Regions from separate parts of the Mus musculus genome. Here region 2 is linked to region 1. The links are chromatin loops, found by intact Hi-C in ENCODE. Cell type or tissue: heart. All regions are shown on one strand. Each heading gives the region's core, and the rest is flanking DNA. Links, peaks and the distances in the headings are about the cores only.

Region 1 (8,185 bases), core at 1,270-6,269:
AATATCAATTAGCATAACCATCCAACATGAAGACCGCTACAATTGAATACTTCAACTTAATGGATCTGTTTTCAAATTCCCTTTAATGGCCCTTCTGTGACCATAAGATCTACTTTTCCAGACATCCTAAGTAGAAACCATTATGGACAATATATATATAGAATCCCCTAAGGATGGCATATGGAGAGGAGAGTGTGGTTGCCAAATTTAGCAGCTTGGGAGAGAGCATTTTTGAATTAAACTTGAAATCTGTGGGGGATTACAGTCCATTTATGACTGGCAAAACACATCTTCCCAATTCTTAAAGATAAACCCCAGTGATATACATTTGGATTCCACAAGGTTTTGCAAAAAAAAAACTATGTGAAAAACAATCTTCAAGAAAAAACTCTAAGTTCTGTAACATTTGGAAGTTATGGGAAGTCATATTATTCTGCCAATGCTCCTACTACTAAATGGGAAATACCGGAAGAGCCATGTCTACTCGGAATTGAGGAAGCTCAGACCTTAAGTCTCAGCCCTGGGACATTAGGATAATTCTTTGAAAAAATCTTGAAGAAAGTGGAGATTGGGCAGAACATGCCTACAGCTTGGAGGTTTCTTAGAAATAGGCAAATTTTCAAAGATAGAGGAGAATGGAACTTGTATATCATCAGGTTGTTCTTTGGGTAAATAAGAGTGGTTTGAATTCTAATTTTAAAATTCACCTTAATTTTATTCTATTTTATTTTTCATTTTAAGAGATATTTTTGTTTGGCTGCATGTATTTTTTTTAATGTGTGTGTGTGTGTATGCATCCATGCATGTGACTGTGTGTATATGTGTGTCTGTGGGGGAGGCCACAGGTTGAAATCAATTCTTTTCTATCTCTTGCCAACTTAGCTGTTGCCCCAGGGTCTCTCCCTGAACTCAGAGCCTACCACTGATTAAACAGGCTGGCCGGCAAACTTCACGGATCAGGCAGTTTAATCTCCAGCACCCAAGCTTTACAGGTATATAAAGGTGGACCACCGTGCCCAGCACGGAACTGTGAAGGTGGACCACCATGCCCAGTGTGGAGTTCTGAATGTGCACTGCCATGTCCAGCATTTCCACGGATGCTGGGGGTGAGTTATCAAGTTCTTATGCTTGCAGAACAACTGTTGTACAAACTGAACCAGCCCCTGTAATTGACAGCACAAGCAGTATAAATTACAGGCTCTAAAATGTAATATACTTAGCTTCTTCATGAAACAATGTCTTCACTTACCTTGGAATTCTAGTTGCACTGTGGAACAGTAAAAATATGATGACCAACCAAACCTTATCTATAGAAATCACCGGATTGCTGTGTGCTGTTGCTATATACTTTTTTTAAACACTGAATGACTATTAAAATAATTTAAGAGCTTTCCCTGTCTAAGTAAAAGGCAAATACCTTGTGACCTGAGACAGAAAGAATTTTTAGTGAACATTTAATGCAGAGCGGTATTTTATTTTGTACTTAGCTAATAGATTATTTGGAATAAAGTAAGTTTTCACCCTACATTCAAGGACTTGATAAAGCTAAGATTTTATCTGTCTGTGATCAATTTTGTCACAAGCATTGGGAAACATTAGTGAAGCTTCTAATTTGCAAATGCAGAATTCTAGCTACCCCGTCCTCTTCTTAAAATTTTCATAAGACAATGTATGACAAGGATGCATCTCTATCATCCAATAAAAGCCACTGAAGTTCTAGGATTTCTTGTTTTGACTGGCATTGCCTTCTGATAAATACCTCTTAGAGAGATGTGAGTGGAGCTTGAAGAAGTTTTGTAATTTAGGAATTTTAGTATTTTTTTTTAAAGGCATATGGCCTGTGGTGGAAAAAGAACTTATTTATGATGATTGAATGGTTTTGCAGTGAAAGAAAGAAACGTAAAGAGTCAACTTTTCTTTATCTGGTCATTTGAAAACCCACATTAAGGACACCTGCATTTAACTACACTCTGCCCTTCTGCCTGTCCATTTGGATATTAGTCTTAGCTGCTCCAACACTTTAAATTATCTAAGCCAGGCTTGGTGGCTCACACTGACAATCTCAGCACTCAGAAGTCTGAGGCAGGAGGATTGCCATGGGTTCAAGACCATCCAGAGCCACACAGGCAGGCCTTGTCTCAAGAAAGCAAAGCAAAACATGGACTAGATAAGTATTCTCTTGCCAAGAGTTGCAGACAACTTTCTGGAATGTTCAGCTCTAAGGGCACGGAAAGTGTGTCTTTATTTCCTTAATGAATATTTTTGCTCCTTATCTTGTTAGCCTGAAAGTCAATGTGTGCTTAAATTTTAATCTTCCAGAATTCAATGTTTGCAATGCTCTTATTCCCAGACTCTCTGCATGCTGTGCCAGGAGAATCCAAGTAGTTCCAGTCCTGTATTGAGGGATGGTTCATTTAGTAAAACAGCACGCTACAGGACTAAGGACCTTCCTTCAATCCCTACTACTCACGTAACACCACCAGGGTATGATGGTGCCCATGTGTGGTAGGCAGGCCTCTACACACACACACACACACACACACACACACACACACCTAGACTACAGAACAGAGAAGCTTGAGTATGCAGCTCAGTAGACTCCTTGCCTAGCATTCAAAGGACCTTGGTTTAATCCCCAATACTGGAAAAGTTTATTTTATTTTTTTTAAATTTTATATCATATGATAAATCAATCCGAATCCTGGAATGCTTAGGCTACAGAATATCCCCTCTTACTGCTCACTTATGGAATGCTTGGTTTTTTATTTACAAGCCATCACTTGTAAAAGTAAATCTCCATCAAGCTTGACTTCCTAAGGTTAAAAGATACTTGTAGTAAGATCTACCTTCGTTCCTCTTTTCAGGGCAGAAGGCCGGTCTATCACCCCAGGCATGGGTTATGCAGAAGTGCTCAACAGCACTCACCTTGAAAACTACAGTTCCAAGTATTACATTCGATAATCAAAATACATGTTTTATGAAATCTATACCAAATTTGCATTTTTGCCCTAAAAATAAAAGCTAAATTAACACAGACGGGAGTGAGATCAAAAATGCATTTCTTGAGCTAAAGGGCTTATTGAATGTAAAACTCAAATCTGCATTAAAACCAGCCAGGGCTGTTACTTCTCCTAAGCTTTTACTTCTTCGTTCTTCTTATGCAGGAAAGAAAAGAAATTGCTGAGTCAAATCGCCTTGGCTATACCTCATATGACCAGTAGAGGGCGTCATCTACCACAGTCTAACATTTCACAGGCGGAAAAAAGAAAAAGAAAAAAGAAAATCCCCAAAGACCCCGAACATTTGTTTGATTGGTTAATAAAATGCACAAAAGGGTCAGAAGTTTTCAATATGAAGCTTTCCTTTTGGAAGCTTTGCATAATTGAACCAATATTCAAGTCATAGGGAAAAAAGCATAAATAAAATAATGAATACAAGATGTTGGTGTACTAGAACTTCAAAAACCAGAATTTCTTAGAAATGGCATAAAAATTCTTCAAGTTGACTTAGTTAATACAAATCCTTTTTTATGTCAAAATGTTGGAAAGTGAACCTCAGACTGTTATCAGATCCCAACACAGTTACATTTGTGTATTTGTGAAACGGCTTTGTGGTCTCTTCATACCACTATGTGTTTGGAGCTCTTAAAAAAGTCTCAAATGTTTGTTTTTGCCCTGATTTACTCTGAGCCTTATGCTCCGTGTTATAACTTTTTTTTCCCGACTGCATTAGTTTTTAACTACACAGTTAGAGGTAAGTCAGCATAGGGCTAATGTGGTTTGTGGCTACCACAGTTTACAAAGCACAGTGAAGCTGTAGAACGGAATGATTGCTGTCCACTTTCCCCAAAGGAAGTTTAAAGCTTAAACCATTTTCTCTAAGCACAACTTAACTAACAAGTAAAAGTGGAGCTATATTTTGATGGTAGAATCTGTACTTTTCTTTTTTTTGTTTTTAATAATGAATAACACATCCTTTGCAAAGGGGAATAAGTTTATGGTTGGTAATGCCAGAAAGACCACCTTTTAATTCTTAGGTTTAAAATTTTTAATAGATGATATTTCTATTGTCGACACAGTAGTTCATGGGTGTAGTGATTTCTAATGTAATAAATATAAAAATAAAGAAAAGATTGAGGAAGATGGGCATTGTCTTTCTGCGTAGCCCAGGCTGGCCTCAAAGGCATGATTGTTTTCTGCCTAAATCTCCTGACTGCTGAGATATCTGGTACGTGCCTTACCCAGTGTTTTGACAAAATTGCCTTTCAAGGTCATGCACTACGCTCAAGCTGTGAGTAATGGCTGGCTGACAACTCTCTGTGCAAATTCAGGGACCCAGATTCTCCTTAGCTTATGCTGCCACCATCTCCTCTGTTTGACGTACTTTGCCCCACCCAATGGGAGGAGAGAGAGAGACAGAGAGAGAGAGAGAGACAGAGAGAGAGACAGAGAGAGAGAGAGAGACTTCCCATGGAACTGCCTTTTCCTGGTGATGGCACTTTTCCTTACGATTATCCACTGTAGAGAAACCTGCCATGGGTCTCATCAATTCTGGGGGGAAAAAATAGAGAGGCAAGCTCTAATGCAAGATCTTTTGCACAGCCCTGGCAACAAAATATCTGTCTATATCCTTCTAACCATATATAACATGGGCACTTTGTTTCAAGAAGGGCATACAGAGTAGCGAACAATAAATTCATTCACCTAAAACTCCAGAATCCCTTGGTGATGTCCAACCCTGATATTTCCTCTGTCCTACATCAGTATCATCCCCCCCCCCCCATCTTCTCACATCCTCCACTGTGTAACTTTATCCATTCACCATGGAAACAAGTATCTATTCACCGTGGAAACAAGTGTTGATCTCCCAGCCTTTGAACCCAGGTTTAGCCATATGGCTTCCTTTCACCACTGACAATGCTCGCAGGCATGGTATATACCGAAGCTCATTCTCTATCCTTACCATGAGAACAAGCTCATGCGGAGACTACAGAAAGAGAGGCAGATTTGAAGCAGAGCTGGTAGTCTCAGCCAAGGTATCTTAAACTAGTTGACAACTAGCCAACCTCAAGATATTTGAGATAACTAAGCCAAGACAGAGTCTCCTGGCCAGCCCCCAGCTGATTCTAGACACGTGAGCCATAAAATACTTAATTCCCTATGACACTCTGGTTTTGTAATTGTTTATTATGCAGCCTTATCTGGGTCACAGACAACTGAAACCATTACCAAACAAAACTATGGACTCTGAGAATCGTTCTGAGTTTTGTTTTGTCTAAAGTCAGTTTGCTATTTTAGTCTTTAACATTTCCAAATTAGAATTCAAAGTGTTATTAAGTTAATATGCACAGAATGTAGCTAGAAGAAAATGCTTTAAATATTGTGAAGTATAAACATGAATTGGGGTGCTAGACAGAAGGTTCAGTGTTTAGAACACATGGCTGCTCTTCCAGAAGACCTGGGTTCAATTCTCAGCACCTACCCAGTAGGTGACAATCATCCATAACAAGCATGCAAGTGATATACACATGTACATACAGGCAAAACACTCAACAATATAAAACATATTTTAAAGATTAAAATAAGAATGAGGTTTTATGAAATTATGGTGACTTTATCTTTCAGATTAGTTCAGATATAATTTCATTTGATTTTTCATGCCAAGGTGAATAGAGATAAAATATTATGCCTTTCTTTCTGACTACTAAGTCTCAATAACCAAATTACTTACTGCAATTATGAATGATTCATAAGCACACTATAGTCAACATAACCTGGCCCAGGATATATTCCATTGTTGAAGAGGCCTTTCAAGAGCTGAGAACATAGCAATTCCCCATATGTATTCTGTGACAAACATGGCAAAAACATTCGTCCTCATTTCTGGTTTTTTCAAGCTTAAACTTTAACAGAAATCACTGATTGCAGTTTATGAATATTCTGTCTAGTGAAATGCTTGTTTTCTACCCTAAGGGGCTTTGGGGGTGACCTATAAAAAGAGGTGAAACATTGATACTTTTGACCTATAAGAGAGTTTCATTTTTAATTCTTTTTTGTAACTCTTTTAAATTTAAGATTTATTTATTTTATGAGTGCTCTATCTGAATGTATACCCACATGTCAAAAGGTAGCACTAGATCACATTATGGATGGTTCCCTATGGTTGTTGGAAATGAACTCAGGACCTTGGGAAAGGCAGACAGTGAGCTCTTAACTGCTGAGCTATCTCTCCAGCTTCTTTATTTCTTAACTAAATAGAATTATATCATTTCCTCCCTTTCTTTTTATCCCTCCAACCCTTCCCATGTGCCCCTGCAACTACCCCACGAATCTATAGCCTCTTTCTCTTTATTTTTGGTATACAATTTAAATGCATAAATATGCAAATACTACCTGATGAGTCCATTATTGATTGATTATGCATGTATGATTTCAGGGTTGGCCACTTGGTACTGGATAATCAATTACTGCTCTCATCGCTGGGGAAGACAATTTCTCCCTCTCTCACATTCCTTAGCGCCCTCCCTCATTCCACCTTTACCCCCAGCCGCCGTGAGATTTCCCTCTTCCACATTAGCAAATCTATTGTCATTATCCTTGTTCAGGTCTTGTTTAGGGAGACATTGTGCTTCTTTCTTCATTTTTTAGATTTATTTTAAATGTATGAGAGTTTGCCTGCATATATGTACATATGTATAAACATGTATGACTGGTATCTGGGACAGTCAGAAGAGGATGTCAGTTACCCTGGACCTGGAGTTACTGATGGTTATGAGCTGCTGATGGCTGCTGGGAACCACACTGGGTCTTGTACAAGAATATTAGCAATGGTATCTTTGGAGGGTCCCTGACTCATAATGCCATGCCAACGTCTTGCTTTCTTTCGTCTTGTCTTTCCATTTTTTAATTTTCATTTTATTTTTATTTTATTATTTTATTTTATTTTATTTTATGCATACATGTTCTCCCTTTCTACCCTACAGGCCCTTTGCGTGGATATGATGGGTTCGAGTTTAGTGTTTCTTCTGAGATTCCAGAGTGTATGGGTCTCTGCATCTGCATCTGTTTCTTGTGCCTTTTCTTGGGTTCTTCTGCTTATTTGTTTATTTTACTCTGTTCTAATTTGTTATTTTTGCTTTGTCTTATTATATTATATTTTATTATTATCACATAAAACTTGTTTGTTTGCTAATGAGAGACAGAAGGTAGTGGATCAGCATGAAAGGGAAGAAGGGGGGGGGGAGAAACTGGAGAAAGTAGAGGGAGAAAAAACTATAATCGTGATTATCAGGATATATTAGGTGAGGAAAAACATTTTTCAATTAAAAATAAAAAAAAGAAAAACCTCTTCACTACTGCAGCATCTCTCCCATCCTAACTATCGTTTCTTCGTCTTAGTACTATGGGCGTGGTCCATGAAAAAAACTCTTGTTATAGTGGCCCATTCATTGGCGCATACTTAGCATCTCCTTGTTCTGTATCCACTAAATTTCTGGAATATTCTTTTGGAATTATGGCAAGCAATAAACATCTCTTCAGATATTGTCAAATATTACCTCCGATATGATATTGTGTACATATTACAACCTACCAGGATTTTCCATAAGCTTCTGATTTTTCACAATACAAGAGCTATAGCCTAAGGGATGAGTTTTGCTAACCATTGCCTTTATTAAGGAAATAAACTCTACCCGAAGCACTGTGAAAGCCAAGGAACTAAGGCCATTGCCCTCGTCAAATCGTTTCATTTCCTTTGTATATTATCCGCTTTACTCTGCAAGTGCAATTACAGGATTTGGGATAGTGTTTGCAGCCTCAGTTCCAGCTCTGGGTCCATGACTTACTAGCCTGAATGCTGAGTAAGTACAGACCCCTCATCCTACCTCACTGATGCCTCAAACATTTTCGCTTCTGGCTTCTCTTCTTGGCCTCTATAACTTACCCATAACACTGTCCCTGTTTGCCATGGTCCCCTAGGTCAGCCCCTAGTGACAATTTTTTTTCTTCATCTGTCTTTAGCTTTTAATTGGTACCAAGACTGATTTCTTTGACTTAGTCTAAATTTTATCTCCTCCTTGTGCTCTTCTTATTTTAAATGTTCTTTTTTTATTAGCTATTTTCTTTATTTACATTTCAAATGTTATCCCCTTTCCTGCTTTCCCCTCCGAAAACCCCCATATCCCCCT
Region 2 (8,185 bases), core at 1,790-6,789, 140 kb after region 1:
TCCTTCAACTGTGGACAGCTGCAGTAGTTTTAAATAAATGATGTATAAATTCAGAACTGAAGCAGCAGCAGCCTCCCCCACACGGGATAAATGCACCTTAATAAGCTAAAAGGAGGCTCTGTGATCATAAATGACCTCCAGGGGTAGTGATGGCATATTTAATTGAATTTTCCCTTTGGAGTTGCTTGAGAAAGGTAGAAAATGCAAGCAGTGGTTGTTTCTCAGACCTTGGAGAGCAATGCACAAGAGCCCATGGCTTAATTCACAGGAAGGATACACAGACATACGTTAAAGTATAATAGCGTTTTTGTTACAAGAAACTGGATTTTTTTCAAGCGTGGCAGGATGTGCAGTCTGCTGTCTATTAAGAATCTCAAGATGTACCATTTTATGGCATGTCTCAGTTTCTGAGGCTTTCAATTCAGAGGGGCTGGATGGTTGTAGAAGAAGCCACACTTAATGTTTTTAAAACTATCAGACCTTTGAAATGGAGAAATGCTCACAAGATTTTAGCTCTCTGAACCCAAAGCTTTCTAGTAGTTGTATGCCCATAAGTCTTAGGAAAGAAGCTGTCCTTGTGTGATTTCCTATCATGGATCTTCCCGAGGAAGTGATGCACTCAAGAAATGTCACCCTTCTTCCCTCTGGCTTTGGCATCTTTAACATAGACAACAATTTAGTTTCTTCTTCCTGATGAATATTTGTGGGCTTTCAGCTCTTCTATAATCACACTTAAATACTCTTATTGTTTACTTGTTTACCCTTTTTTAGAAGTTTCTTTTACAATGTTCAGATGCTATGGGCTCTGGGCACTTTGTGGATGAGGGGACAAGCTTTATGAAGATTGAATGGAAATTCAAGGGATTAGTTAATAAACTGATGTGTGCCTATCACCAGGTAGTAGTGGTACAGGCCTTTAATAGCAGCACTCTAGAGGGAGAGTCAGATGGATCTCTGAGTTTGAGCTCAGCTTAATCTACAGAGTGAATTCAATGACAGTCAGAGCTACACAGAGTAACCTTGTCTCAAAAAAAAAATCAAAACTCCACAAACAAACAAACAAACAAACAAGCAGACAAAGATACTTAGAAGGAAGTGATAAAGGATGATGGGAAAGAGGGGTGTGTATGTGTGTGTGTGTGTGTGTGTGTGTGTGTGTGTGTGTGTGTGTGTGTGCTTTATAAAATACAAGAAAGAATTTTTGAAGAAATACCATTTGAAAGATAGTGGAAAGTAGCCAAAGAAATGTCTGGGGAGAAAACAGTTCCAGGTACGAGAGAAAAGAAGGTTCCAGAGAAGGCATACACAGATGAACACATTGAGAAGAGGGGGAGGACCATATGAGCCAGACTAAGAGAGTTTTATTCTATGTGCACTACACACGCTTAAGTGGAGTGATTGAACTTAAAGCTGCTTGTCTGGAGCCTCAAGTAAATGCTTGGAGCAGGGGCGGTAGGTGTAGAAGCAAGACCATTTACAAGGCCATCAGATTAGTTTGTGCAGGAGATACTAACGCTCTGTGGATGTGATGGGTGTATTTTGGTGATGGCTCGGACTAAGAGTGGAACAGTGTGGGTGTAATGGTATGTATTTTAGAGAGGAATGTCTAAGTATTAGTTAAGAAGTAAAAGGATGACGTTGGAAATCATAACAGCTAACTTATTGCACTTACCAGTCCCCCTCTGGATGCTTTATTTACATGGAAACTCACCCAACCAAAGTAGTATTTATAAGTGAGGGGTGAAGGAGGTGATTGGCCCCAACTTACTCAAATAATTAATAGCTGAGTTGATACTCAAATCTAGGTATCTGACTTAAGTATTTATTCTTCCCCCAGTGCCCCAGGATCCAATATCAATACATAAGCTCAGAAGAAGGTCAGAGAGGATCCGAATGGAGCAACTGGTATGATTTTTAAAAAAACTTTAAAAAATACATTATACCGGGGAGCACTGAAGAACAAGAATCACCATCTTCAATATATTATTTGAGAACTTCCTACGTGCTCATAATATTTTGATCAAATCACAATTTGCCTGTTGGAGGTTGAACACACATTTGTCAGTTTCCAAACGATTTCTTTGTGAAGTCAGACATCCTTATTCTGCAGGCGTTCAAACTTTTCAGATCGCTGCCACATACCCAGGGAGTCCACTTTCCTTATTATCTTTGAAGAGCTTGCTGGTTAGGTGCAAAAGGGGAAGTTGGAAGTCAGCCCTGCAAGGACGTGTTTTCTGTGCCCTGTAGCTTCCCCACAGCAGGGGGCGCTGCAGTCGTGTTCATCATAGTCCAAGGGAGCGACCAGGGCAGTCAGAAAGGGAACCAGGCAGGAAGGGGGTGTGGCAGACAGCTCTCGGATCTCTTTGGTCATGCAACTTTAGTACCCAGCGCTCCTTCTGCCCAGACCATTCTTCTGCACCGTATTTCATCATGTTGGATGCCTTCCATCCAGTCTTGCATCCGGGCGGAAAGGAAAGGGCATTAGCTTTCCGCTCTGCTGGGTTTAAGGATGCCGTTGTAGAGGGTTGCATTAGCGTGGTCTCTTCTATAGTCTCAGAGTCAGCTTGACAGTCCTGAACCACTAAAGACACCCATCCCCACGCAATTTCTGAGGAACGCGTGGGTGTTTCTTACCTTCTTGCCTCTCCTCTTTCATTTCCTGGATCCCTTTTCATGATCTTACTGCGGGGCACGCGTCTTTCCACTAATATTAATGTCGACCGTCACGGCGTGGCCTCGGAAAACTCTCTCCTAAACGCTGCTTCCCTGGCTCTTCAACAGGCCCTTCCATCCCAATTCAGCTCACGCATCGCGCGCGCGCGGGGCAATAGATCCTTAGTGTCAACCGAGGTTGCCAGCGCTCTGCAAACCTGTTCTACCTCTCCGCGTCCCGAGAAGTCTCTCCAGCTGACCAGTCTTTTGCCTGACAGCTCTTGGCACTAGACGTTTGGCTTGCGATCTAGAGCGTGCAAAGCGCCTCCCCGCAGCACTGGGCAAACCATTGACTCCTCCTGTCGCCTCTCTCCTCCATCTCCCAGAGCCCAGGGCACACTCTAGCTATCGTTTTGGGCAATCTTCCAAAAGTCATCTTTGTCCTGGGCTTTGGGGGAGGCTTTCCAGAGTCAAAAAGAAGGTGAAGGAAGATGAAGAAGAGAGTGGGGCCAGAGTACCAGGCTGGAGCAGCTAGAAGAGTGGGCGGAGCCTCCAGCCAGTGGGGGTAGACAGGGAGGAGTCTGCGGGGAGGATCTGGGTGGAGAAAGGGGCCGGGCTAGCTTAGGGTGGTGGGCTGGCCACGCAGGCGCGTGGGGCCGCGACGAGAACCCCACGCGGGAGCTTTTGGAGTCCCCAGTCGCCGCTTCTCACTTCACTGGAGAGGGGTCCGGGAGGGAACCAATAAAGAGTGAATGTGCCGCAGCCGCGGTGGCGGCCGAGTTGCTGCGAACGGCCCCGGAGTCGTGCGCCCGGGAGGCGGCGAAGGGAGGCGGTTCGCCTCGTCCCTCCCACCCGCCCCTTTCTCTCTCGGTCTCTCTCTCTGTCTCTCCTTTCCTCCCGCTGGTCCCAGATCCTCGCTCTGTCCAGCCCTTTGGTCCCCCCTCTTGCACTCTTCTATCTCCGCAGTCCTTTACCTTAGGGCGTCCCAAAGTGCCATGGGTTAGGGTGGGGACCGCGAGCCGCGGGAAAAGGACAAGCCCCGATTCTCCGCCGGGGGGCGTGAAGCCGATCGCCGCTTGCCTCTCGCGGTTGTCGGGTATGGGGAGAGCGGTGTGAGCCCGCAACCCCCGGAGCACGCAGGAACAGCGGAGCCCGGCGCCCCGAGGAGGAGCCCGGGATCGGAAGAAGGAGAGGAGGGAGGACGAGGAGGCGGGCGGGGAAGCCGGGGAAAAGTGCAGCCAAGGAGGAGAAGGCGGCGGAAGGTGGGGATTGATGCTTCTGTTTTTTGTTGCCGCTGCTGCGCTCGCGCTGGGAGCCAAGCCGGAGGGAAGGCGGTGGAGAGATGATTGCAGAGTTGGTGAGCAGCGCTCTGGGGCTCGCCTTGTATCTCAACACCCTGAGTGCTGATTTCTGCTACGATGACAGGTAAGTGGGTGAGAGAAAGGGGCAATGGCTGCGGTGCGACGGGGGTGGGGTGGGGGCTCCTCGGTGGCTCTGGTACTGCTTGCTGTCAGGCTGAAGCGCGTCTTGGGGGCGGGGTTGGGGGGACAGGTATCTGCACCTGAAGGTTTAGGCGACACGGAAACCGTAACACCTAAAGCAAACAGCCGGGACGGACGCAGGCGCGCTGGGCGGGCCGAACGAGTTTCCGCTCCTACTTTGCAGCAGGTTCTTGCTTGCTTCTTGCTGGTTGGCAGGCGCTTAAGTTTCTTTGCGGAAATCCAGGCAATTTGGAAGACTGTTTAATGAACCCACGTTAAACAAACAACCAGCCAAAGTAAAAATTCCAATAACAATCCTTGGTATACCTTGGTGCAAAAAAAAAAAAAAAAAAAAAAAAAAAAAAAAGAAAGAAAGAAAGAAAGAAAGAAAGAAAAAGCATATTAAGCGATTTTACGTGTGGGCTGGAAGGAAGCACCTCTGCACCCCTAGAAGATCCTCCCCGTGTGGTTTCCTTTTATTGATAGGACACTGATTTCTCGAAGTTAAACGCACATATGACAGTTGCCAAATAGAGGAAAGAGCGCGCGTACTCTGAGTCAACTTTCTCTTTGACGTGTATGATAGTAAACTTTGAGCTGTATCTCGCTGCTGGTTGTATCTCTCGCTCCCCCAACCTTGCTCACGCATCATGGGGAATTCCTTTATAAAAACGTGGGCTTTCAGTTCTGTTTGGGCGTTTTGCATGAGACATTAGTGATTCGCTGGTGCTAATTGCAGAAGAAGACGCCCTGGAGACAGAAGTTGTCTTCTGTATTTGGGTTAGTTTGGGTGGCTAATGAGACCCGGATTGTGTTGTCAAAGAAACTGCATTGATGCTTGGAAAAATATCACCCTTGTGCTGATGTCTCTACCTATTTTTAAAATATATTGTTAGTGTTTAGAAACTGATGAAAAGCTCCAATAGCCATTAGGGACAACTCCCAATTTGTGCCTTTCCGGTGACTTAATCTGATTACAATTAAAACAGATGCATAATTAAAATATATTGGGGAGAACGGCATGCCTGGCTAAACTTATTAACCATCCTGGAGTGTTTCATGCTCCATTGAAATTAAACCATCCAAAAAGTGAACACAGATTTACTCTGACAGCCTTTCAGCAGCCTCTCTGGGCGTAGGGGAGTGAATGGATCTCCAGGGTTAGGGCGAGGAAGCTCGTGAACCCAGCAAAGTGGTTGACAACAGTCCGAGAAGGAAGGGTATATACTCTTTGCTAGCCAGCCATAGTCTATATACTCTGTTCGGTCCACTCTCCTGCTAAGAGTGATTGGATGTCTTAAATCAGGGGATCTTGGTCCCCACCCTCATGTCTGCTATGAAATTCCCTGATGATACTTGCAGAACTACCCCATACACCCCTGATGTGTTTCTGCATTGTGCCCAGCAGAGACTGGCTGATAGTCTCTGGCAGACAAACTTTTCCTCAACTTTTTAAAGAGTGTACTGACTTCAGCTGCTCTCAGAAATGGTCCAAGAGTGAGGCAGGCTGGGCTGCTGGCCTTTCTCTCTCTTCAGATTTCTGTGATGTTGCACCTGCTATTTTAAGAGTCCCCATGGGGAATGCTTTGTTCAGGTTTCGCTAAAATGAGTCCAGGGATGAGTCAGGGCAGTGGCTGACTCTTCTGGGGGGTGGTGATCTGGAAGAGGGAGTGTTGAAACCAAGAATACGGAGCTTAGGAAGAAAGTAAACTCGGAAATACTGTCACATTGTTGAACATTATGATAAAGCAAGCATTTCTCTTGACTACGCTTAACTGCTGCCCAGTTCTTAAAAGAGGATAAAGGCACCACTTCCTTTAAAAATGGAGACTAAAACTTAAGTCAGTGTGCAGGCGCAGCTTTCTGTAGGTCTCCCACTCACCCTGACCTGTTTGGACAGTGAGTCTGGGAGACAGCTGTGCTGATGATGATACATGAGTTGCCCTTGATGACTAGAATTTGTTATAGGTTCCTCCCCCTGTTACAGGTCACAGTGAGTGTTACCAATCCTTGTCTTCTATTTTCTCTCTGTATAGGTGAATTTCCTGTGATAATTTTCTCATATCATTGATAGCAGGTCCAATATGATATTTAGACATGTATCTATAGAACACTGAGGGCCTAAAGTATGAATTATGCTTCACTATGCATTAAAAATTATTTTCTGAAAAAAATTATTTTCTGGCAAAACTACATATGCAACCGCAAGGTCTTAAAAATGTGAAATCTTAAGGGTAGCAAACTTTATTCCTGTGTTCCCGAGGAACCATCAGGTGCATATTTATGCCACACTGAATTTATTTGTTGTGTGTTCAGCATGCGAATGTGATTCATTGCCAAGGTGCACTGTCAACTGTGGCTTTGCAAATGCACTTTCCCCGTAAGTTCTGTAGCTCGCTGGTGTGTGAAGAGGGAAGCGAAGAGGGGGAGCCACGTGGAAACGACAGTGTGATAGGCTGGTTTCCAGTACTCCATTTCCATTTGCAGAGATTCACATGGAAAGCATTGCTTAAATTATATCTGTGCATTGTGATGACCCCCAGGAACTTCAGTGGAGTACAGTTCTGGAACTGAAGCCCCTGGAAGTAGCAAGAACCACACATAAGGGGGTGATGGCTCGTATGCATGACTTGCTTCGCTAAATTAGAACCTTGCATTGTAGCCTGAAGAATCTGGCCGTTACTTTAGTAGGGTGTTATTATTGTTGCAGTGTGAGTGTTATTGCTCATGTACTTCTCAAAGTTGCCATTTGTTTTAAACACCATGATCAGTTTAGTTTATCAACTGGTATACTGATAATCATTTTTATGTCTTATATAGCTTGTTGGAAGTTAGGTGGCAACATAAAGCTTTCTTGAAGCAAAGATCAGTTCCGCACTGTAGCCACTCAATGTCTTTCAAGTGTTTTGGTGGTAAACCTAAGAATATGTGTACAGTGTGTGGAAATGAGTGATGCCAGGGCAGACTTCACAGTATCTGATGAGAAAACATACATGCTTTCAGCCTTGTTCTCTCTCCTCTCAGCTTTAGAATAAGGTAATGACTGCTTAATCTGAAGTTGTGGTACCAATGTGAAATGCTTGGCACATCTTAAGTTCTGCTCAATGTGACGCCTTAAGTGATCCTTTTCATTCTCTGGAGAAACTTGATGTTCACGAGTGTGCGAAATACAGACAGATACCTTTTGTGACCCCCTATCTCTTTTCTCTCTCATGCACTTGTTGAGGCTGACCTTGCATCAGCACACACTGTCCCCTTTAAAATGTGGCCAGAAGCTTCTCAGAGGTCATACTGGGGGAAGTCAGCTTGGTGCCAAGATAACTTGTAAATGCCTTGGATTCTGATTGGATTGCCCACGTATCACTTCATGGGTGACGTACCCATTTATGTGATACAGATATGGAGCAAGAACAATGTGCAGATTTTTTAAATTTTCTCTTGAGTAGAATAATTCATGGCTGTGGAAGAATAAAACATGACAACTTGAGATTTCGAAATTGCAACGTGCATGTGACACTAGCTTGCAGATTTATGTCACTGATGCTTGTTTTGCATTGTTCTCTATCTCTCTTTGTCTGTCACTGTGTCTCTGTCTCTTGTCTGTCTGTCTGTATTTCTCTCTCTCTCTCTCTCTCTCTCTCTGTGTGTGTGTTTGTGTGTGTGCTCTCGTGAGCACAGAACTTACATGTGAAGACCTGAAGTGACATAGGTATCTTTTCTGTTCTTTCTCCACACTATCTTTTGAGTCGGTCTCTCACTGAACCTGGAGATAACTGAACGCCACCAGGCCAACTAGCTAGTTTGCTCTGGCTTGACTTCTCCAGCCATATTACAAACATGGCCATACCTGTTTGGCTTGCCCATGTGTTCTGGAGATAAGAGCTCTGGTTTGTGTGACAAGTGCTTTATCAGATGAGCCGTTGCTGCAGCCCCACAACTTTCTATTCTTAAACCCAGAATGGTCCTCAACATTATTTATCTTAGTTATTTTATTGAGGCCTTTGAAAAGAAATCCCTTTCTTTTCCTTCCTCTGTGACTACGACTACCCTCT

What was found. Hi-C counts contacts between places; a loop is a spot of excess contacts. Peaks named below come from ENCODE experiments on the same cell type or tissue, not always from the same donor. Only the 100,000 strongest peaks of a DNase experiment are listed, where the experiment ranks them.
Region 2: it touches region 1 in a loop (6-fold over the local background); 10 of 42 quality-filtered maps call a loop at or near these places.

What each region holds. Positions count from the first base shown.
Region 1 is chr10:105,710,088-105,718,272 of GRCm38, reverse strand. No RefSeq gene overlaps it. Among named protein-coding and RNA genes, the nearest start is that of Mettl25, 130 kb to the left of the region's middle. In heart, for the core only: a CTCF peak has its summit at 3,216 (motif pointing right); no DNase peak of the experiment used is centred there.
Region 2 is chr10:105,569,559-105,577,743 of GRCm38, reverse strand. Tmtc2 (transmembrane and tetratricopeptide repeat containing 2) reads left to right here and starts at 3,265. Exons shown (of 12, transcript NM_177368.4): 1 at 3,265-4,077. The coding sequence starts at 3,995. It overlaps Gm15663 (predicted gene 15663), which reads right to left and starts at 3,193. Exons shown (of 3, transcript NR_038032.1): 1 at 2,057-3,193. In heart, for the core only: a CTCF peak has its summit at 3,704; DNase peaks (open chromatin) are centred at 2,323, 3,253, 3,953 and 4,143; H3K4me3 peaks cover 4,008 bases; H3K27ac peaks cover 2,254 bases.